Regions from separate parts of the Homo sapiens genome. Here region 2 is linked to region 1. The links are chromatin loops, found by intact Hi-C in ENCODE. Cell type or tissue: HCT116. All regions are shown on one strand. Links, peaks and the distances in the headings refer to the core of each region. The heading gives the core; the rest is flanking DNA.

Evidence for each region. Hi-C counts contacts between places; a loop is a spot of excess contacts. Peaks named below come from ENCODE experiments on the same cell type or tissue, not always from the same donor. Only the 100,000 strongest peaks of a DNase experiment are listed, where the experiment ranks them.
Region 2: it touches region 1 in a loop (1.9-fold over the local background); 1 of 110 quality-filtered maps calls a loop at or near these places.

Annotation. Positions count from the first base shown.
Region 1 is chr6:54,874,314-54,882,800 of GRCh38, reverse strand. All of the region lies in intron 2 of FAM83B (family with sequence similarity 83 member B), which reads right to left. Among named protein-coding and RNA genes, the nearest start is that of FAM83B, 32 kb to the right of the region's middle. In HCT116, for the core only: a CTCF peak has its summit at 3,903; a DNase peak (open chromatin) is centred at 3,888; H3K27ac peaks cover 1,551 bases.
Region 2 is chr6:54,797,589-54,806,075 of GRCh38, reverse strand. It overlaps LOC107986606 (a long non-coding RNA gene), which reads left to right and starts at 4,245. Exons shown (of 3, transcript XR_001744176.3): 1 at 4,245-4,339. In HCT116, for the core only: no CTCF peak of the experiment used is centred there; DNase peaks (open chromatin) are centred at 3,145 and 4,155; H3K4me3 peaks cover 555 bases.

The DNA.
Region 1 (8,487 bases), core at 2,274-6,273:
AAGTAGGTAAATAATCATGAACAAAAGCAGGAAGGAATACTTCTGCAGTGGAAGGCCCAGAACAGGTCCAGTAGCCCTGGAGTGGAAGTAATTGAGGGAGGCAGGAGATAAAGCACAAAGCCTCATCATATACTCCATGCTTATGAGTTGGAGTCCATGTGGCAGATAACCAGGAATCAAATGCAATAATACTGGAACAAAAGCATGGTTGTGAATGTTCAGCTGGTTTGCATGGAGCCTGCCTGGAGTGGTCTATCAGAGGTAATACACCATAATGGTAAGCCCAAGCAGGGTCTGTCTGAGCCCATGACCCAGGCTCAAATACCAGACCTGTCATTTTCTACTTCTGAAGCCTAGAAAAAATTATTTTTTTATTCCTCACCTCTAAAAAAAGGGCAATAAAGGTATCTACGTTAGAGAACTGTTGTGAAGATAAATGTGTTAATACATCAGTATATATAAAATGCTTCAAACACTGCCTGGCACATAGCATTAAACATTAGCTGTTACTGGTGTCATTAACAAATGTATTTCTCCTACCCACTAGAGAAGCAACATGATACAATAATCATAGAATAGAAGTCCAGATGCACTATGCACAATAGCAAAGACTTGGAACCAACCCAAATGTCCAACAGTGATAGACTGGATTAAGAAAATGTGGCACATATACACCATGGAATACTATGCAGCCATAAAAAAGGATGAGTTCATGTCCTTTGCAGGGACATGGATGAAGCTGGAAACCATCATTCTCAGCAAACTATCACAAGGACAGAAAACCAGACACCGCATGTTCTCACTCATAGGTGGGAATTGAACAATGAGAACACAGGGACACAGGGTGGGGAACATCACACACTGGGGCCTGCCGTGCGGCAGGGGGAAGGGGGAGGGATAGCATTAGGAGATATGCCTAATGTAAATGACCAGTTAACGGGTGCAGCACACCAACATGGCACATGTATACATATGTAACAAACCTGCACGTTGTGCACAAGTCCCTAGAACTTAAAGTAAAATAATAAAAATAAATAAATAAAAAAGAATAGAAGCCCAGATGCCTGAGTGCTGTCAGTCCTTATGGTCACCAAATGGGTGACTTTGGACTTTCTCAATTTCTCATTGCCCAATTGTAAAAAGACTACATGATCACAAACCTCAGATTTTATTTTTTTTTCAGTAACTGCTCCAGAATTCAGCAGGTTGAAATATGACTACTATGACTCAGTTTTTTTTATGATTATAGATTTTTTTCAGCAGCGTATATTGGATTGATATTTAGCCAAATGACAATGTTTTCCCTTTCATGTTTATTTATTGCCTGTGTTTGAGTTCAAGGAAGAAAAAAATTCAAAATGTGATTATTAATATGAAATTAATACAGCCCAAAGGAAAGTTCTCATTTTCAAAAGAAAATGTACAGTTACCAATTTTTCTTACTGATGATTACACAGAAACAGTTATGAGGCTTTCTTCATTTCTGAAGGAATATTACCATGAGACTCTCACCATATCAGCACTGGTATGCTAAGAGGTAGAGGGATGAGTAAGAAATGGGTGGAGGTGGCAGTAATGAAGGAGTATATTATCACTAATATTATTTACAATTGTCAGCACATGCTCTCAAAAGCAGACTGCCATCTAGTCAATCTTAGTGTTTTTAAATTCTGTGGGAGACACAGCAGCTCCCACTGTCCCCTATTTTGTTATGCCATTGCATTTCAGTACAAGAAACCAATTATTTTATTGTAAGAAAAATCCTAAGTGAAAAAAGACAGGAGGCAACTTTAAAAATATTATACAACATATGATCTCAAATATAACACATCTGAATCTTCTATTTCAGGGATTTATATAAGATATCAAAACACATACACATTCACTTGTGTATACATGTATGTCTCTATTTATTTAATAGGTAAGAAAATTTCTAACATCAATAGCAGTGATTATCTCTACTGGGAGATTATGATTGCCTTTTCTTAACCCTTTCTTGAATTTTTCCATATTGACTATAAGGAATGTATGTACCCTAATAATAAAAAATAAACCTTCGACTGGGCGCAGTGGCTCACACCTTTAATCCCAGCACCTGGGGAGGCCGAGGCGGACAGATCACGAGGTCAGGAGTTTGAGATCAGCCTGACCAACATGGTGAAACCCTGTCTCTATTAAAAATACAAAAATTAGCAAGGCATGGTGGCGCACACCTGTAATCCCAGCTACTCAGGAGGCTGAGGCAGGAGAATCACTTGAACCTGAGAGGCAGAGGTGGCAGTGAGCCGAGATCATGCCACTGCACTCCAGGCTGGGCAACAAAGCGAGACTCCGTCTCAAAAAAAAAAAAAAAAAAAAAGAAACCTTCTATATATACATTTGTCGCACTAGTAAAACATATTTGCTAATAAATATTTTGGAGGTATTTTATCTGTATCATATTTTTGCTACTTTAAAATTTCAATAATTGTCTCTATAATCCTGATACTTAAAGAGTAAACAGGTGGAAAAAAATCCAGATCCCATATAACACAGAGATCATTCGGGTGATGCCCATAAGCACACATGATTTTACCTATATATTTCCTATGAATCTTTTACCATATCCCTCAAATATTAGACTTTAAATCACTTGAAGTGGGCTTTTCCCCCCATCTGTATGAATTAGCAGAGTGCCTTGCACATAGCTGGGACTCAATAAGCATAGGTAGACTTAAACTATATGTAGATTGTTAAAACTTTTTTTGTACAGAAATAAATTTTATTAGCTTAAAATCAGATGATTAAGACATCTTAAAAATAGCTTTAAAACAAAAAAGGACTTTCCTTAAGATTCAGAATTAAGTAGTTACATTTACATTCTATTCTAGTAGGAAATTGAAGATATATTTTCCCCTTGAAAAGACATTTTGTTTGCTATTGGACGTCAGCTTCAGCCTATTGTCAGCTTGTTGCTGACCATTATCCCAACGCCTGTTACAACCTGTCTTACATTCTTCTGTATGTGTTAACTAACCAAAACACAATATTATTATGTCCAAAATCAGATTTCACAACATCACTGTCACTAAAAAACATCTCATGACTTCCCACTATTCTCTTCCACAAGGTTTGATCAAAGGACCTTCACAATTTGGCCGTAATCAACCTCTCTCAACAACTCTGCTTTCCTTTTTTTCCACCCTACTCTACTTCTCTCACGCTCCCCCGCTGTCTGAAAATGCCCAGCTCTCCACCATACATCTCCTACTTATCAAAACTATCCATCTAAATGGCCTGTTAAAAAAAGGGACCTCCTACGTGACCCCTTCCCAGTTTCTCCTTCTTCCACTCACCTGACCCAGCATAAAGGAATTGCGAAATAATTGCCTGTAAAAGTTTGTTTGAAAAGACTAAGTGTTGGGAGGTTCTGCTTCTCAGCAGGGTAGATAATCTCCTGTTTTATTAGGTCCTGGGACAGCATCTAATCCGTCATGTTCTTATCTCATATTCTGTATTTACCCACTCCTTTGCATCTGAATCTTATCCAAGTTACTTACAACTAGGTCCTCAGGGTCAGGACTGTTCTCCAAGTCAGTCTATTTGGGTTCCAATGTGAACCCTCATCTAGAGATACTTAGACATGTGTGTTGCCAGATGTCAGTGACTGGGGTTACGGATCAACCATCCAAAGGCTATGGTGAAGTCGTAACTTAAAAGTCCCCTTAACTCAGTCTCTATGCCTGCTTCCTGATCCCAACTTTGGGGCCTCTGACACCAACCTCAAATGACAATACCATCACTCCAACTGCTCAGGCAAAAAATGTTGAAGTCGTCTTATGTTGTTCAACCTATTTCACATCCCATGTTTCACTACCTTCAAAATATACCTAAAAACTAGCCATTGCTGCCACCACCTGACCATCTAAGATACCATCACCCCACACCTGAATTATTTTAGTAATATCTGATATGCTCATTCTTAGTCCCCTACAGTCAATTTTCAATATTACAGCCAGAAGTATACTGTTAAAATATAGCAGGTTTAAAATTGATGTCTCTCTTTTGCTCAAAATTCTCCTGTAGATTCCTGATTTACAGGAATCATAGCCAAGTTCCTTAAAATGGCCAGTGGGGATCCCCAAGATCTAGCCTCCATGTTTCCTCTCTGATGCATCTTCTACTCATCTCCTCTTTGCTGTCGGGTCCAACAACTGGTCTCTGCTCTTCTTCTAAAAAACAAGAAAGCTTCCCCTATGTCTCCTGTGTTCTGCCCACAAATACATGCATGGCTTATTCCTTCTTTTCTCAAATCTTGGCTGAAATGTCACTTTGTTAAGGCCTACTCCGAGCACCCTATTTAAAATTGCAAACTACCTTCCACCACCACTCTCAGCTCCCTTTACTCAACCATATTTGTGTTTTGCTTCTTCCTGCTAGCACTCCTTATTTATTAGTTGATTAACCCCATTTGTAGGTAAACTTCATTCAAGGGTACGCAGGGTTTCTTTGGTACTTTAATCACCTATGTATTCTCAGAACTTAGAATAGTATCTGATACATCATTGGCACTAAAAAAATAACTGCTAAATGAATAAATGGCCTGCAATACCTTTAACCTATAAGGTTGGCCAAAGACTTACTGATTTCCCTCATAGCTGAACCCAGCAGAGGCCAAAGGACAACTTCATTACCTGATTCTCCTTTTCTTCCTGCTTCAAATTTACCTTACCTTTGAACTCAGAAACGCATTTCCTTTCAGTGCCTCCTGGCCTGGTCTACATTCTGGGTACTAGCACCTCATCTACTTATCATTAACTTTTGTCAGTTCCAGGTGAGTGACTTCTGACTTCTAATAACAACCACATGATACTTTTTACCTGACTCATTTAGAAATCAATGCTTCCACATCTACACCCACTGATCTCAATCTTAGACCCTCTCAACCAGGTCTTCAAACACCTCCGATTAGGAATATGTAATCTTTACCACTTTCTAGTTATGAGCATTTTGGTTTCATTCTGCTTCATTACCGCTGACCAACCTACCACGTGAACGCAGTATTTTTCATCAGTAAAATGTGGATAAAAGGACACACTTCACAAGGTTACTATGAAGGTCAACTTAAGATAATGCATGTAAAGTGCTTAGCACAGTGCCTAACATGTAAGTGCTCAATACATGTTACCTGATATTGTTACTAAATTGCATAATATAAATTCATTACTCAAAATCAGATGTGAGTTCCAGTCCTTAGGATAAAAGTCGCCCAACTTTTTACAAGATAATTTGAAGAGTGACTAGTTAAATAAATCAATAATTGATATAAAAATATATGCCACATGATGGATCTGTAGCAACTATAAGACAGCAGGCAGAATCCTTAAAATGCAAAATGTCAGTGTGTCAAAATGTCAGCACTCATCATCTCAAAAAGGCTCCCATGGCAAACCTTCATGACTTTTTACATCTCATTGAGAGGACAGACAAGTAAAGTAATATCCCCTTATTTTCATGAAAGTTAACTTTTGATAAGATGCCTCAATGTGTACCTAAGGTCCTAAGCTTATCACCTCTATAACAAATGCCTAAAGAATGCCTTAAGTCTGGTCAAGTTATCTCTTCTTCCATGTTCCTTTCATTCCCTATTGGACTACCATCTGCCCTTTCTCCTTTGCAGAGTTTTTGCAGTTATTTTTGTGGCTTAGCCCTGAAGGCATCTGAGTGTGTAAAACTGCTAATTTCTACCCCTCTGGAATTTAGGTGTTTAGGCATTAGGAATTCTCAGTATTTTATGACAAGGTTTTATGATGACAATTAGCTTTGCCATTCCAACAAACTACTAAAGGTGTATCATCAGAAAATATTACACATTTCAATAAGTAACTGTTTGGTTTTTATTTTAAACCAGAGACAGGAAAGAATGAGTAAACATAAACAATCACAAAAAATAAACATTCTACTTCAGAGATCCCCAAATATATAGAACTACATTTTGTACCATAGTCAGTAACACTACCTCAAAGCTCAGAGGACTATACACACCATGTGCAGTACCTACAAAAATTGTTTCTCACTGCTTATTTTATATATATATATTTAAAGAGAGAGAGAGAGAATTTAAAAATACTAAAGAGTAATAGCTGACTAAAGGAAATAGTCTCAAAAACATTTCTCCCAATCAAATAAATTATATGCACTCCAGCAGGGTGCGGTGGCTCATGTCTGTAATTCGAGCAATTTGAGAGGCTGAGGCGGGTGGATCACCTGAGGTCAGGAGACCAGCCTGGCCAACATGACGAAACCCTGTCTCTACTGAAAATACAAAAATGAGCCGGGCGTGGTGATGGGTGCCTATAATCCCAGATACTAGGGAGGCTGAGGCAGGAGAATCGCTTGAACCTGGGGGGACAGAGGTTGCAGTGAGCCGAGATTGTGACATTTCACTCCAGCCTGGGCAAAAGAACAAAACTCTGTCTCAAAAAAAAAAAAAACAAAAACATATATATATATATATATATATATATATATATATATATATATGCACTCCTAAATAACTTGCATTTTAAATTATTTCTTTCCAACTATTAATAGAGGTATTGGTTAGTATTAGCAATGCAAAGACTCTGATAAACTTACTGACACCCATAAGTAACTGTATTTTTTCTTTTTAAAGCTAAATTCTTTTCTCAGTTGTCAATTTTTAAATAAAGTCTCTTAAAAATACAAGTCACTGAGGATCCTTAGACTTTACCTGATAATACACTGCAGAGTAAAACATCTGAAATTTCTAAGTTACTGACGACTTTGGTGTGCAACCAAGTTGGAAGTCTCATATAACAATTTCATTTTCATTTTTTCATACTTTTTTAATTTTTTGCTTCAACAAACATAAAATAGATATAGAATGTGTTGTCTCTCTGTATAGCACCACGAGTTTGTTAAAGACAGAGTACTGCCATACAGACACAGCAATTGTTGGCAGGATGAAGTCAGTGCAATTTTAACCAGATCTTTTTCTTTCTCTCTCCTTCCCTCCTCTCCTGTCTCTTTCCCACCTTCTTTTCTCTCCCTTTCTTCCACCTTCCCTCTTCCCCTCCACCTCTTCTTCCCCACCTTCTTTTCTCTCCCTTTCTTCCACCTTCCCTCTTCCCCTCCGTCTCTTCTTCCCTCTCTCTTTCCGTCCTTCTCCTCTCATGCCCTGTCTCTCAAACATACACACTCAAACATAAATATATATTAACATGTAATGCATTTTATTCACAGAAGAAATGTTCAACTTAATGTCCCAGGATAGTAATGTCATTAAATTTGACTAAGCAAAATATTATTTCCAAGAAGAAATCAATTTTGACTCAAATTCAAAGAATGACAAAATTCACGGTGAGAGTTGGGACAGGGATAGGGTAGAGAGGAAATTCTTAATAAAAATTAGGAACATCAGGACAGAGACCATTCTAGTCTAATGAAGGCACAGATAAACATATAAATAACACTTAGCTGGGCAGGACATGGTTGCAAAGGGATGCGGATGAAAGTAACATATCACGACACAATAAAAATCATTTCTATCACGAACTAATTCAACAAGGAATATAACATATCAAAATAATCTTAAGTTGGTAAGCAGTATTAGAGATTTGGATAGGAACACCAGATTTAAAAAATGTGAAAACATTTTTGCTTCATATCTTTTCCTAAATAAATGAAGAAACTTGAGGAGGTACAATGACTTGTTTAATGCCACGCTAGTTAGAGTCCTGGTGACAAAGTCTCTATTCTAGTTCTACTTTTATAATATCAGCTCACTCCCAAGAAGATTCCCCATCACCTGTTCATCTTCCTCTTTGCATCTGTGGGGCCAACTGATGGTTAATATTTCTCTATATTACTAATACCTCCCAAGGCCATAACAGACACACCCAGGAACTCAGTAAGTGACTCAGTAAAGAACCAAGCCCTGAACTCAGGTAATGTGGTATAGAGCGCATCAGGAATTACTCTGTCCTAATTCTCACTAGACTTTTGCTTATGTGTCTTGATCCCATATTTCACAAGAGTAAGATTCACATCTCACAAAAAAAGCTAGCCTAGAATTAGGAAACAGAGATGCAAATAACATTGTGGTTAAACATTCAGATATTCAAGACTCTCAGAAGTTATAACTTTGTAAATACGTACCACTGAGTGGCTAGGAAAAAAAAACTTTAATGAAAGAAGACTTTTTTAAGTAATTAGAGGGGATGTTTTCATAAGAGGAGTTCACAGTAATTAGGAATATGTGCATATATCATCTTGGGAACACTTCTTGACAGACAAATAATTACCTGGGAAAAGTCTGGCTAGACACTATCAGACTTTGCAAAGTAAAGTCTGACCTAAATGTAATTATGTCAATCACAAAGTGAAAAATAGAAAGGGTTTCAAAAAAAGAATCAGTAAATTAAAATATGTCCCTTTAGGGCACAAGTAAGATATTATCTACAATTGAATTTTCCCAAAGGAAAG
Region 2 (8,487 bases), core at 2,448-6,447, 77 kb after region 1:
TATTTTTTGTATTATAAAAGCAATGCATATTCTTTGTAGCAGTCTCCAGCATCTGGCAGCTGGATTCACAGCATACCTTGTTTTTGTTGCCTATGAACATGATTACCCCCAATCCATTCTGCATAGCATTTTATGATTGACTTTTCTAATAGTGATTCTGTGTGATACTCTCTTTCTTCATGGCACAGACAGGGTGGATGCTGTAGGACCATATAGACTTACCTTAGCTAATGTCTCGATTCACACCCCTGCTGCTTAATAAAGCCATCAATATCAATAGACTTTACACCAGGGGTTCTGCTGAATTGATCTGAGGTGGGACCCTGGTGTCAGTGTAGCTTTACAAAAACCTTTCTGGTAATGCTAATATGCAAGCAGAATGAAAATTACTGAATTAGTTAATTGATAGCTCCTTCCTGCTTCACAAATTACTGATCACCCACATTTGGCATTAATATTCCCATCTTCACGAAGCAAGCTAAGCTATTTTCAGCCAATTTTATACAATTTTTTTATGCAAAGCTAAAATTGGTCTTTTTGTGTCTTTTACCCACAGAACTAGTTCTACTCTGTGACACTACAAAGGATAAGTCTATCCTTTTCCACATGACAGCCTGTTAATTACTTGAACATTTGCTAAACATGGCCTTCCTAAATATTCACTTCCCAAGCTAAACATATAGAATTTGAAAAAAAAGAAAACATCGATGTTTTGCTATTAGCTTAGCCCATCCCTGGTTGGACATTGAGCCTGTCACATTCCATAGCTCAGAAGGATTTGTATTTCTAAATGTCTTACATTCCTTAAAGACACAGTTTACAAACAGACTCAGATAGCTTTGAATCATGCTACATACCAGAAAATTCCTTTCTCTTATTATCAAGCACAGAAATGCCTGGTCTATATCAAAATGACTGAAATGTTATCCAATTAACATTTTTTACTTTAAATAATTATTTGAAATATAAATACAGAGTAGAATTACTAGAATATAATATACTATTAGCTACAGAAAACACAAGATACAATATTTATGCTATGTAATAGAGTATAAATAACTCCTCTTTTTATTTTGGAACACCAGTTATTCTGAAAAGTGAATTCTTTTGCAATTTGTCCTATGCTCATAGGCAGAAATAAAACCTTTCTGTCAGATATCAAAAAGTGCCTATAAGCTTTTTGTTTGACAACACCCAGCCCTTTCCACAGACCTTTTGATGACAAAGTTTCTAGTTTTCTAATTATCATGTTTAATCGTTTGTGAACATGTCCCCTGCTTCCAGTGTGATCTGCGCAGTGAAGAATAGAATGGAACTCTCAATTCTCTGGCTCTGGAGTAACTCTTTGGCTACTTATGTAGGCTAGGTCTTTGATAACCCATTTAAAATGTCAGCATTGAGAATAGCCCAACAGACTATGACCAAGCATCTCACTCTGGCCTATTAATCATAACCCAAGCCATTATCAATTGTCCATAGAAAAAAGCCTAAGGGCTGGCAGATATTCAGGATCATTTATAGATAATCAGAATCATTTAAAATCAGGCCCCAACTTACCCTTTCTCCCATATTACCCATGCCTACTTAAAATTGTTTTCTTATTAAATCAGTCTACTCACTATCTCTTTAAATCATGTCAGAGAGGCCAGGCACGGTGGCTCGTGCCTGTAATCCCAGCACTTTGGGAGGCCAAGGCAGACGGATCACTTGAGATCAGGAGTTCAAGACCAGCCTGGCCAACATGGTGAAACCCCACCTCTACTAAAAATACAAAAGTTAGCCAGAAATTGCTTGAACCCGGGAGGCGGAGTTTGCAGTGAGCTGAGATCATGCCACTGCACTCCAGCCTGGGTAACAGAGAGAGACTCTGTTTCAAAAAAAAAAAAAAAAAAAAAAAGTCAGAGCTATTTCTGCCTGCTCAACTACTATACCATTTCCTCTTTCATGAAATGAAACCTCCTCCCACTAACAGAATCCTCTCTTCGCATATAATCTACTCAAAATTCAAACAACAGCACAACCCCAGTCTCTTCCTCAAAACTGTGTCGGAGTGCCAAAGTTCACAGAATTGTATACTTTCTTTGAAAACGTCTTGCCCTTATTGTATATACTGGTTACAGTAGTAGCAACAACAATAATAATAATTGTCTAATGATGGTTACTATTTCACTGAGCACTTTGCTAGTCAATTCATGTATAACCCTAATGGGTAGATCTTATTTTACCTATTTTACAGGTTAGTAAACTAAGACTTCAAGTAGGATGAGTTACTAGGATTCAATTCCTGGTCTGCTTGACTCTGTAGTACTAGGTCACCTTATCTCTTTTGACCTGCTTTGTCCTGAATTCATCCACTTCTATTATTATTTTGCTGTGTTTGATGTAGTTTACTTTTAACTTATAAAATAATAATTTAGAGCAAATTAGTTTCATCTTCATATTTATATATTAAGTTTAACTATGTAAAACTCAAGAGTATTATAAATGCCTGAAAGAATCCTAAAAATGCTGTGACATTTGCTACCTAAGTCAGTTTACACTGATTCCTATTCAAATGGCAACACCCTTTCTTTGTTGGAATTCAATTACATGCATTCTAATTAAGAGATTCCTGGGTGAGCTTTACACCCTTTAGAAGTGAGAACTTGATTTAGACGTGTGGTATACGAGTTGGCCACAATTCTCCAGTCAACTTCCTAGGCAGTTCTCTTTCCAGGGCCTTATCTGAATGGTTTAGTTCCTCCCTATCATGCCAATAGCCAACCTCATTTTTGCCTTATCTGTCTTGCCTTCCCTAAGTGGCACTCCAAGCACAGGTCATCCAATTGTAGTTCTTCTGTATTATGTGCACTCAAGCTTCTGCTCTTTTTTCAAAGGTGTGGTCGAGGTGTGTGCTAATGAGTACTTTTTCTCCAGGCGCCTCATCTTCACCATATCAACTTGCATGCATTTTACTAGAAGCCAATTAGAGAGAGGGTTTGATTCACAGAGGTGACCTGGATGCTAGCATTTATGGCACTGTAAAGGTACAGAATTCTGACAGCAGGACTTTTCAACCCCCTAAAATCACAATACATATTCAGCCCTTACCACGAGTCCTGCTGCAATGACTCAGACTCTTGGCTTTTGAAAGTAAGTGGAGAAAGGAAAAAGCATATCTCAGCAGTGCTGAAGATTGAGGAAGGAGGCACTAGTGAAGCACCAAGGACAGAGTTGTCTTGAGTGTTAGAATTTTGCCAATCTAATATCACAAAAATTGCATAGTGGAATTGAATTTTCCTTCTTCAATCCCTTGTCAAGTAAGACAGAATAGAAGATAATGATCTTAATAATTATGTATAAATATATGTAGCTAGTACTTTTCCTGTGGTTTCTAAACTACATTAAGGTCATAGTCTTTTTATTTAAAATATTATGTGTACTTTAAGGCAAGTAGTTAGCTAATTCTCAAGCATTTCTATTAGGCAGTGCCATATTATTAACCTTGTTTTACCACAGACAAATTTTATTGACTTATTGTTTAGTCTTACAGAAAGATCACAGAGAACAGTAGAATTAAAATAATTTCATGTAATCTTTGTGGTCGTTGTGTTTTCTTTGAATAAATAATAGATCTAAATCTGTTGGTAAATCTAGGTGAGCAGTCTGTACTTAAAGAAAAATCATGTATTGTGTATGAGGTCAATGGAATGTTTGAATGAAGTAACATTGCCAAGTATTAAGTTGGCTATTACACATTCCTGTAGTGATCCATTTATCTCATCTTCCAGAATAATATGTTTCTAGAACATGATTGATACATTCTAATTCAGATTAAAATTTATGTCTTCTTATAATTCAGGTTTACTTCTGTTGTTATTCACAAATTTTAAGGAAAGACTACAAATTTTTCTGGGACTAATATTATTGCTTTCCTTTATTGCATATATTTAAAAGGAAAAAAGGAACTCAGTCCTCAAGTTCAATCAACCACTGATTGATATAAGGTTTTGCTTAGCAACATAGATTTTTAAATCAATGAATTTATTAATGTGAACCATGTACAACATATATGAGATGCAAATTCTTCAGGAACATTCAGCAAGCAAGAAGGAAATCTTATAGCTAAATGACTCACAAATAGCCCTGCCTGCCTGATTTATTATGGATTACTTGTATGAGTCATAAACACCAAAGCTCAGTTACTGGTATGTGACATCATGATATCACATGACTCTACTGGCAGGCATAGCTTTGTAAGCTCTAATTTCATAATTAACATTTTCAGGGTAAGATGGATAGGACATCGCAGTTGCAAGGCTTTCAACAAAAGCCTGGAGATACATGAAATATTATATTGGTGAGTAGAGTTTACTGACTGTAAGCCATATAAGGTAATGATTCAATGCTGAAGGAACTATCATTTTGCTTTTAATGGAGATTATGATAACAGTGTGGTCTTTCTAGCTCTTGTGCTGTATTTGTTTCATGATGGCTGACAGCTAACATTCCAAAAAGGGTTACATACTGGTAACTTTCCATTTAAAAATTCAAATACCTCCAATAATGCCAATAAAAAAAGAGAGTTTTGGCATTTTGCCTACATTGTATGCACTGTACAGTTACTTTTTAGTTGATTGATTGATTGTTATGCATGGGGATATGATTGGCATATGTTCTCAATGAGTTGAGTGTAATTGACTGACAGATGAGGCAATTCCTTTGTTACAGTGCAAGACTTTGGATTTCCTGGAAAGAGATATTTTTAATGATGAGTAAATCAATATTTTAATAATTTTTAAGTTGTATCTAATAAAATCTGGCTTTAAATCTGTTTCTCTCTTCCTCAATCTCTTTGATTAATTTTCTGCACCAATGGAGGGAAATGATGTGATGAATAATTTAAATGAGATAATTTTTAAAATGTATATGTATATATTAGTGCATAAGACTGAAACTGAAGAATAGCCTGTCTCATATTCTGCACCACTGTAAATCTTCAAGGGCAGATTCTGCCTTATTGAGTATATCTCTAGGATATAGCTCAGTGTCTGGCATATGTGCATATTTAAAAATATAAATTGAAAAGAAAAATATATTCCCCATCTTTGTGAATAGCCACACTAACAAGGCCCTTGTTGGTAGAGCAGGAAAGTAGTCCATTCCAAGTTATTCAGCTAGTAGGGTCTCTATGGTTTACTACATGCTAGAAACTGACTAGTAAATATTGGAACTTACTTATTGTTGTTATTTGAATGTTTGAATATTTTACTTTTAAATCTGCAGTAAAAGATGAGAAAAATATCAACAGGCTCCTATGTTCTTAGTGCCTGCACAGTTAGCACTAATGCTCTAAGTTGAGTGACAATTTTTATAACACAGTTTTTGTTTAAATCTTTTGCTACTTTTGCTCATAAAATTTCCCACTTTGAATAACATAGTAAATGTTGCATCTATCTATGAACCTGAATATTGTCCAAGTTCAGGTCCTAAAGATAAAGAGAATTGACTTATTGACTCTGATAATAAATTCCCATATCATTGGCATCATGCCGGTGTTATTTCTTCATTTTCTTCCTTGTACTTTTGTCTTTGTCATATGTATATTGAGTGTTCATATGTCAAATTCCGTGTTCCAGATACCATCAGTAAATGATAATCAAAAGAGTAATAAAACAATGTTATATTTATTAAATTATAATTGTATTAATAAAGACTTTGTCCCATTGAGCAAACTGTATATGTGGCTTTATAGGCTCACTGTGATGTCATGCTTCAGTCACCTCTAGATTATTTGCTTTGCATCATGTTCATACGTGCAGTCCTTTCTTCCACCCAGGAGAAAAGGAACCCATCACCTCATTGCCATACCATCTGGCTAGCGTAGGAGTGGAGTTTGCTCCTCTGAGAGTCATTTTCTTCTAACTAGCAGCCACACTGTCCAATTGAGAAAAAGTTTTATAGTATTTTGATGCCAATTAATGGATTAATGAGCATTTATACATCACTTCTTATGAACAAGGGAGATTAGGAAGAAGAACAAAGATTAAGAAGAGGAGAAGGAAGAAGAAAATGTTTATATGTGTATAAATGTGCATGTGTTTACACTTGTATATGTTTACACATATACATGTATGAAGATATGTGTATAAATGTGTATGTGTTTATATTTACACATATAAACATTTTCTTCTTCCTTCTCAAAAACTATTTGCAAACATAATTACATTAATGATATAAATTCTTAAACTTAGGCTTTTCAGATTTTAGATCTATGGTCCAGGCCCAATAAGCTCTACCATGTAGCTATTTCAGGCATTTTATAATAAAATAAGATAGTTAAATAGAAAAGACAAGTAAATTAAGTGAGGGGTTTCATTGTTGTTATTAAGTTAGGAGAGACCTCTGCATGCCAAAGAGAAAGGAACTTTACTAATTAAAACGGAAGGAGTGATGAGAAAACAAGTTATCTAAGAAGGGAGAGAGGAATAAATCAGTGTTTATTACAAGTGAGGTAGCTTTAAACAACATGAGGAATCTTTCTCAGTCCAAAGGGAAAGGTAAATATAGAAACAAAATTATGATGGATAGAAGTGAGAGAAACTTGGAAGTTTTCTCCAGATGGATTTTAAAGGCATTAGCTCAGACAGAGGACTAAAATGAGAGTAAGACCAGAGACTCAAGGAAGCAGTTGTTCTGGGAAATCACTACGGTGTGAAATTAGCAGATGATATATGAAATAATTGCACAGGAGTATAAAAGAATCCAGTGGAAGTTTGACCAGTCATTTCTGCATTTGGTCTAATACCATTTAGGGGCCAGAGCAGAAGTGGAAGGAAACAAGATTGGGATAATCCAGGACTGGGATTGACAGAACAGGCACACCAACCACGAAGGATGTGAGCCTGGGTTAGTGGAAGGGCAACATTGAGGGCTGCCCATGGACTGCTGCTGCTTGGATGCCACTGCTCCTTATTTGTTAGCAAGGCCAATCAAAAGCTGTCTCTAGTGCTTTCTCTCTGTTCTATCAGAAGATAAAAAGGGACTAATCTCTTCTCTCCTGATCATTATCAGCTCAGGTTTATTGGGGGTTCATCCTGCTTTCATTCAAATGCTCAGCCGTATGATGTTAATATCCTTTATATATGAGTGGCAAAAAGGTACAATGATCTAGCAGAACCCTAATGAACTATGGCATACAGAAGAAATTTATTATACACCTGATTGGATAAGAATTGACAGGTTAGGTACTAGCACTGATAGAACACTATGTAGCATCTTAAAAAAAATAGATTTCAGGTATTAATTCCAGAGGAAAGCTGATTTAGGGATTCAACACATTATTCTAAATTAGGCACATGATAAAATGCTATCTTTGATATGAAAGAGATAAGTAAGAATTCAACAATTTGGCTTTTCAGAAGCTTTTATGTATATATAGTGCCATCTCCCTAATAATGTGAGAATATTTTACTAAAGGTGTTGACTCAACATGATTACAGGATCCCTATGACATTGCAGCATATTTCTCTGATATGGTTTGTCTGTGTCCCCACCCAAACCTCATCTTGAATTGTAGCTCCCATAATTCCTATGTGTTGTGGGAGGGACCCGATTGGAAGTTAATTGAATCATGAGCGTGGTTTCCTCCATACTGTTCTCCCAGTAGTCAATAAGTCTCATGAGATTTGATGGTTTTATAAGCGGTGTATTAGTCCGTTTTTATGCTGCTGATAAAGACATACCTGAGACTGGGAAGAAAAGGAGGTTTAATTTGACTTACAGTTCTACATGGCTGGGGAGGTCTCATAATCATAGCAGAGGGTGAAAGGCACATCTTACATGGTGGCAGCAAGAGAAAATGAGGAAGAAGCAAAAGTGGAAACCCCTGACAAACCCATCAGATCTTGTAAGACTTATTCACTATTGCAAGATTGGCACGGGAAAGACTAGCCCCCATGATTCAATTACCTTCCCCTGGATCCCTCCCACAACATGTAGGAATTCTGGGAGATATAATTTAAGTTGAGGTTTTAGTAGGGACACAGCCAAACCATATAATTCCACCTCTAACCCCTCCAAATCTCATCTCCTCACTTTTCAAAACCAATCATGCCTTTGCAACAGTCCCCCAAAGTCTTTAACTCATTTCAGCATGAACTCAAAGTCCACAGTCCAAAGTCTCATCCGAGACAAGGCAAGTCTCTTCCACCTATGAGCCTGTAAAATCAAAAGCAAGCTGGTTACTCTCTAGATACGATGGGGGTACAGGTATTGGGTAAATTCAGCCATTCCAAATGGGAGAAATTGGCCAAAACAAAGTGGTTACAGGGCCCATGCAAATCTGAAATCCAGTACAGCAGTCAAATTTTAAAGCTCCAAAATGAACTCCTTTGACTGTAGGTCTCACATCCAGGTCACACTGATGCAAGAGGTGGATTCTCATGGTCTTGGGCAGCTCCGTCCCTTTGGTTTTGCATGGTACAGCCTCCCTCCTGGCTGCCTTAA